Linked DNA regions of Homo sapiens: region 1 is linked to region 2. The links are chromatin contacts, found by Hi-C or POLR2A ChIA-PET in ENCODE. All regions are on one chromosome and are shown on one strand. The core of a region is the stretch at or near the end of the contact, and the rest is flanking DNA. Distances in the headings are between cores, read along the strand shown.

Region 1 (2,753 bases), core at 1-2,500, 65 kb before region 2:
ACTCCATGACCTCACCAACACTGACAGTTTTCTGTTTTTTAACTTACCTCTACCCTAGTGAATGTGAACTAGCATCTCATTGTGGCTGATGTGATTTGCATTTTCTTTTCTTTTCTTTTCTTTTTTTTTTTTTTTTTTTACTTAAGAGACAGGGTCTCACTCTGTTGCCCAGACTGGAGTGCAGTGGTGCCATCACAGCTCACTGCAACCTCGAACTCCTGGGCTCAAGGGATCCTCCCTGCTCCCAAGTAACTGGGACTATAAGAGTACACCACCACATCTGGCTATTTATTTTTTAATTTTTATTTTTAGAGATGAGGTCTCACTATCTTGCCCAGGTTGGTCTCAAACTTCTGGCCCCAAGCAATCCTCCTGCTTTGGCCTTCTGAAGTGCTAGGTGACTTTCATTTTCTAATGACTAATGACGTCAGGCACCTTTTTATGTGTGTCTTGGCCATTTGTATATCTTCTTTGTATATTCACATCCTTTGTCTATTTTTAATTGTTTTTTGTTGTTGAGTTTTAGGAGCTGTTTATTCTAGATACTAATACTTTGTCAGATATATGATTTGCAAGTATTCCCTTCCCTTCCCTAGGTTGCCTTTTCGCTCTCTTGGTCCTTAGATGTACAAAGGTTTTTAATTTTGATGAAGTCTAGTTTATCTTTTTTTTTTCTTTTGTTGCTTGTGCTTTTGGCGTCATATCCAAGAAATGGTTGCTAAATCCAGTGTTACAGGGCTTTTTTCCTTGGTCTTCTGTGCATTTTATAGCCTTTGTTCTTGCATTGAGGTATCTGCTCCATTTCAAGTTCATTGTTGCATATGGTGTAGTGTCACCCTTGGTTGGTGGATCCTGCTAGCTGACCATTGTGGTGGGTGAGGGGGATGAAAAGCTGTTCTTCCCCAGTTCCCATGCCTCTCCTACCTTCTTCCCATCTACCCCCCGCCCACCCACCACCAGTTTTAGGAGGAAGGTGGGCCTTAACTGGGTGAGGGCTCCCAAGGGAAGCTCCTCTGGCAGAGGGCCCTTGGCCATTTGGCGGGGGCCCTGGTATCTCGCTGCCCAGGCAGCGGCCGAAGCCAGCAGGCCAGCCTGGCGTAGCAGGTGTGAGGAGGAACTTCCTGGTCTTGGCAGCAAGTGAAAAAGGTCCTTGTTTTCTTATTTTCTCCGTTAAAAAAAAAGTAGTTTAGTGGTTCTAACTATGCCCCTGGGAAAGCCCTGAACGGGTCATTTCCTCAGCATCCCACAAAGTCACTTGTAGCAGAAGGCCCAGCCCACGCACTGCAGCACCAAGGCTGGGGCGAGGCCCACACTGCATTGTTGCTGCTGGCATTAGCAGATGCTGCACATCTTGGAGGCCCCCTCCTGCTAATCCACGAATGCCTCAGAAAGCATGCACTGTCTCTGGGGCCAGAGCTGAATCTTAGAAGAGGGCCTACTTGGGATGGGAGCGGTAGCTCTGCGTCTGTGGTGACACCCACTGTCACATTCCAGTAGAGGGAAGGAAAGGTAGGGCCTCGGGATTTTGGCCCTGACTGCATGGTTCCTGCTTCTTCTGTGATGGAGGCGGCATGCTGTGGTGGGCTAGGAGTTAGGAAGCCTGGGCCTGAGTTTCCACGTCCAGACGTTAGGGAGAGGTGGGGTGTAGAGGGCCTTCCAGGCCTGGGTTGGCAGGGAGGCGAGCTCTTTCTCGTGATGGAGCCATGAAGGCCTGTTGGAAGGCCTGGCCTGCTTGCTGCTGAGCCTGTGGTTTCTCCCTGTTATCTGTGCAGTGTTCTGTTTTGTTTTGTTTGAAGTGTACAGGTCATTGTCTTTGAGGATATTCACGTGGTTATACAACCACCAACACAATCTAATTTCAGAGCATTTTTCATCAACCCCCAAACAAACCCTGCATCCCTTAGCTGCCACCGCCACTCCTCCCCTCCTGCTTCCCATCTTTATCGATTGGCCTGTCCTGGACGCTTGATGTAAATGGAGTCATGCAGCATCATCTCACAACTTTACCATCTGCTGGTTGCAGCAGAGTCATTGGCCCAAGGCTGGGGTGGTGGCTTCAGACCAACACCATGGACTTGGTGGCCTAGGTGCTGATCATGCAAAGGCCATTCCTCAGGGGCCTGCATCTCTTTCCAGACAGCTTCTCTACCTCATGCCCTGCAGAGCCTGCCACTGTCTGGTCTTTGCACACGTGTCATCCTGTTAACCCTTAATGAATATGGGATTTTGGTTAAAATGATGGTTTCTATTTTATAAATAAAACGTATCTATTACATATATAAGTAAATCAAATATTTATATTATAATTAAATCTATAATATAAATCTAGCAGGGTTGGCTTGTTCCATCATTCAGAAATGTTTACTGAAGCACATATTGGAAGGTGCTGACCTAGGTGTATAGAGTAAATACAAGGAGTTTTATCAGGCACCTTGTGGCTTAGTATGCAGAGCAGTTGGGCAGACCTGTGGATGGGCCATGGCCTCTGCACAGGGGCTCCCTTCAGGGAGCACAGGACAATGATCCAGGAGGGGAGATGTGCCAGGCAGGCCTCTCCGGCAGGACAGTGATAAAGGAGGCTGCTCTGTGCAGCGGGTAACCGTGGGTCTCCCAGGCCAGCAAGTAGGTCCAGGAGGCAAGGTGGGGCAATTGGTGCAGGGAGCAGAGCTTGGGCTGGGAGCTGTTGGAGCAGTTGAGTTGTGGGTTGGCTTGGCCGGATCTATGTTCATGAAGAATGGTTCTGGGGCTGTTCC
Region 2 (2,700 bases), core at 5-2,504:
TCACACCTGTGAATAGGCACTGCATTCTAGTCTGGGCAACACAGCAAGAATCTGTCTCTTAAAAGAAACAGAGGGCGGGCGTGGTGGCACCCGCCTGTAATCCCAGCACTTTGGGAGGTTGAGGCGGGTGGATCACGAGGTCAGGAATTCGAGACCAGTCTGGCCAACATTGTGAAACCCCGTCTCTACTAAAAATACAAAAATTAGCTGGACATGGTGGCACATGCCTGTAATCCCAGCACTTTGGGAGGTTGAGGCGGGTGGATCACGAGGTCAGGAGTTCGAGACCAGTCTGGCCAACATTGTGAAACCCCGTCTCTACTAAAAATACAAAAATTAGCTGGACATGGTGGCACGCACCTGTAGTCCCAGCTACTCGGGAGGCTGAGGCAGGAGAATCGCTTGAACCCAGGAGGCAGAGGTTGCAGTGAGCTGCTGAGTTTGTGCCACTGCACTCCAGCCTGGCGACAGAGCAAGACTCCATCTCAAAAAAAAAAAAAAAAAGCAAAACAAAAAACCCCACACATGCACAGGATGTGTGATATGACTCAGTATCTGTTTGTGTTACAGGTACTTAAGTAGACATTTCTAAGAAGCCTAAAGGACTGCTATCTGGGTGGGTGGACAATGAGAAGGCCTTGGCCTTATCATCTTGCTTTAGACAGCCCTGTGCTACCAGGAGGAAGGTAGAGAATCATGGATAATGGGGGTAGGGGTCTGCTCAGCATTGAGGTCCCACACCAGAGTGAGGGGACCAAGTCCCTTTGAAGGGAATGCTGTTGTGGGCTACAGTCACAGTGCAGGAAGCCCTGGCGGGGCCCCACATACACATTCTCCCATTGTGCTGGTGTTTTATGGTGGTCTGAAGAGATCTAGCATGTTTTATGGTTATTGGCTTTGAATTCCCTTAGAGTTGTTTAAGGAATTGTCCTAAGTATGCTGCAGTAGGAAGCTTGGGAAATGTTTCAGGATTTAGTCTGGTTCCAGAGGGTTTTAGAAAGCAAAGGTAACAGGTCTGTTTGTTTTCATTATATACCGCAGATATAATGAAATCTAAAAGCAACCCTGACTTCTTGAAGAAAGACAGATCCTGTGTCACCCGGCAACTCAGAAACATCAGGTCCAAGGTGAGTCTGGGGTCCAGCCCCCTGGTGGGAGGGGCTTGAGGGACACTGGGGAGAGTAGCCCAAATTGAAGTATGAGTGCTCCCATGGGCCACAGCTGCCAAAGCCCCAGGGCCCAGCACTGAGCCAGCCCGAGCTCACCCTGCTGGGCTGGTTCTGGTGGCTTTGAGCTCTGTGTCTGTCTTGGAGCCACCTCCTGGCAATGACACTGACAGGCCAGGGCTGTGAAGAGCAGTGCTTGGCATGATCAGCTCCTGCCTCGAGGCCAGGTTTCACCCAGCCCTGCTCATGTCGGCCTGCTGTCAGCTGTGCCTGTGTTGTTCCTTGCACATCACTGTTGTGACACTGGTGCCGCCTCCAAGAGATGATGCTGCCTGCTCTTGTTCCCCAGCCAGGAAGCAGTACATCTTTAGTGTGCTGTCCAGAGCCAGCCATGCACAGGAGGGCGGGCGGAGGTGGGAGCGGCACCGCGTGTGTTTGGGATTGGTTGTGTGTCTCATGTCTGCTCTCTCCTCTGACAGTCCGTAATTGAGCAGGTCTCGTGGGATACCTGAAATGCACCCGCTTCCCGGCCCATGCAGGAGGTAAACCGCCTCTCCCACCGCCTGCATGCACTGCTCACACCCCCATGGCAAACGCCTGTGTCATGGTTACTTTATTTCAATTCATCCTGCTCCAACAAACACATACCAAATCCAAGTGAGGTTTCTTTAACCTGCTCTGGGGAGTTAATTGGCACTCTAACCTCTTAACAGAGATGACCCTGGCAGTGAGGTGCTCCTCTAGCCTGGTGGGCAGGCAGAGAGCCAGGCACCCATCAGCATGCATGTTGGATAATCTGTGCACAACGGCTGAACTCACTCCACCCCCTCAGGGGACACTTGTCTTGCCCTCTGTCACGAGGTGGAATTTACAGATGTCCACACTGGCAAGTGAAGTCTACCGTCACCAAAGGCCTCGCCCACCTAGTGAGCCACTTAGTGGCCTCTGTCTGTCAAGGCTAACAGGGTGGTCATTCTAGGAATGGATAAACCAGGACTAGAGCTTGGTGAAGATGGTTCAGAAGAGCGTGATAACTACAAGCAATAGGGGCGAAATATTTACCAGTATTTTTTTTTTTAATAAAACAAAAGCTTCTCACTAGGTGCCATTGAAGGCCCTATGCCAGAGAGGAGGTGGGGGAGGGCCCATGGTGGGAGACACCCTGAGAATGAGTAGTTGCCGGCTCAGTAGCTTGATCTCGTTCATCCCGGAATGAGAACATGGAGGAAAGCAAGAACCACGTCTTCCTCCCCATGCTGGCCCTTTCTCAGGCACACCCACAGCACCCCGCCGTCCGAAGGACTTCATCCTGAGGCTTGGTTAAAGAGTTGAAGGTTTTAAGCCTAGTCAGTTTGGTTTTATTTTTCTACAGTTCTAAGTCCCCTATACCCAAATATGGTTTAGGCTTGATTGAAAACTTAGCTTGGGCATTTTTCTTTAAACATAACGTTTTGTTTAGCAAAAGGAAACTTGTTCTTTTTTGGTTCACGGTTTTCTTACTGAAGATTCTACTACTTATTTGAGGCTAAACTGT

What was found. A loop is a pair of places that touch in the nucleus more often than their neighbours do. ChIA-PET counts read pairs that join two places held with the same protein, here RNA polymerase II (POLR2A). Pooled maps may share reads with other maps.
Region 1: a map of HAP-1 shows a loop between it and region 2 (3-fold over the local background). The contact joins two enhancer-like sites. A Hi-C loop is called at or near these places in 4 of 168 maps with a recorded cell type or tissue (GM13976, HAP-1, posterior vena cava and 1 more) and 7 of 50 pooled maps. POLR2A ChIA-PET finds 5 or more read pairs at or near these places in 12 of 52 experiments (AG04450, CD4-positive, alpha-beta T cell, CD4-positive, alpha-beta memory T cell and 9 more).

The regions. Positions count from the first base shown.
Region 1 is chr17:17,113,766-17,116,518 of GRCh38, forward strand. All of the region lies in intron 3 of MPRIP (myosin phosphatase Rho interacting protein), which reads left to right. Among named protein-coding and RNA genes, the nearest start is that of MPRIP, 73 kb to the left of the region's middle. Within about 2 kb of position 1,251, at least 7 of the 41 ENCODE cell types and tissues checked have a DNase peak (open chromatin) inside an H3K27ac peak, as active enhancers do; they include CD4-positive, alpha-beta T cell and psoas muscle, where a contact is called at or near this core.
Region 2 is chr17:17,178,962-17,181,661 of GRCh38, forward strand. MPRIP (myosin phosphatase Rho interacting protein) reads left to right here. Exons shown (of 24, transcript NM_001364716.4): 23 at 1,042-1,127. Among named protein-coding and RNA genes, the nearest start is that of PLD6, 26 kb to the right of the region's middle. Within about 2 kb of position 1,255, at least 10 of the 41 ENCODE cell types and tissues checked have a DNase peak (open chromatin) inside an H3K27ac peak, as active enhancers do; they include CD4-positive, alpha-beta T cell and psoas muscle, where a contact is called at or near this core.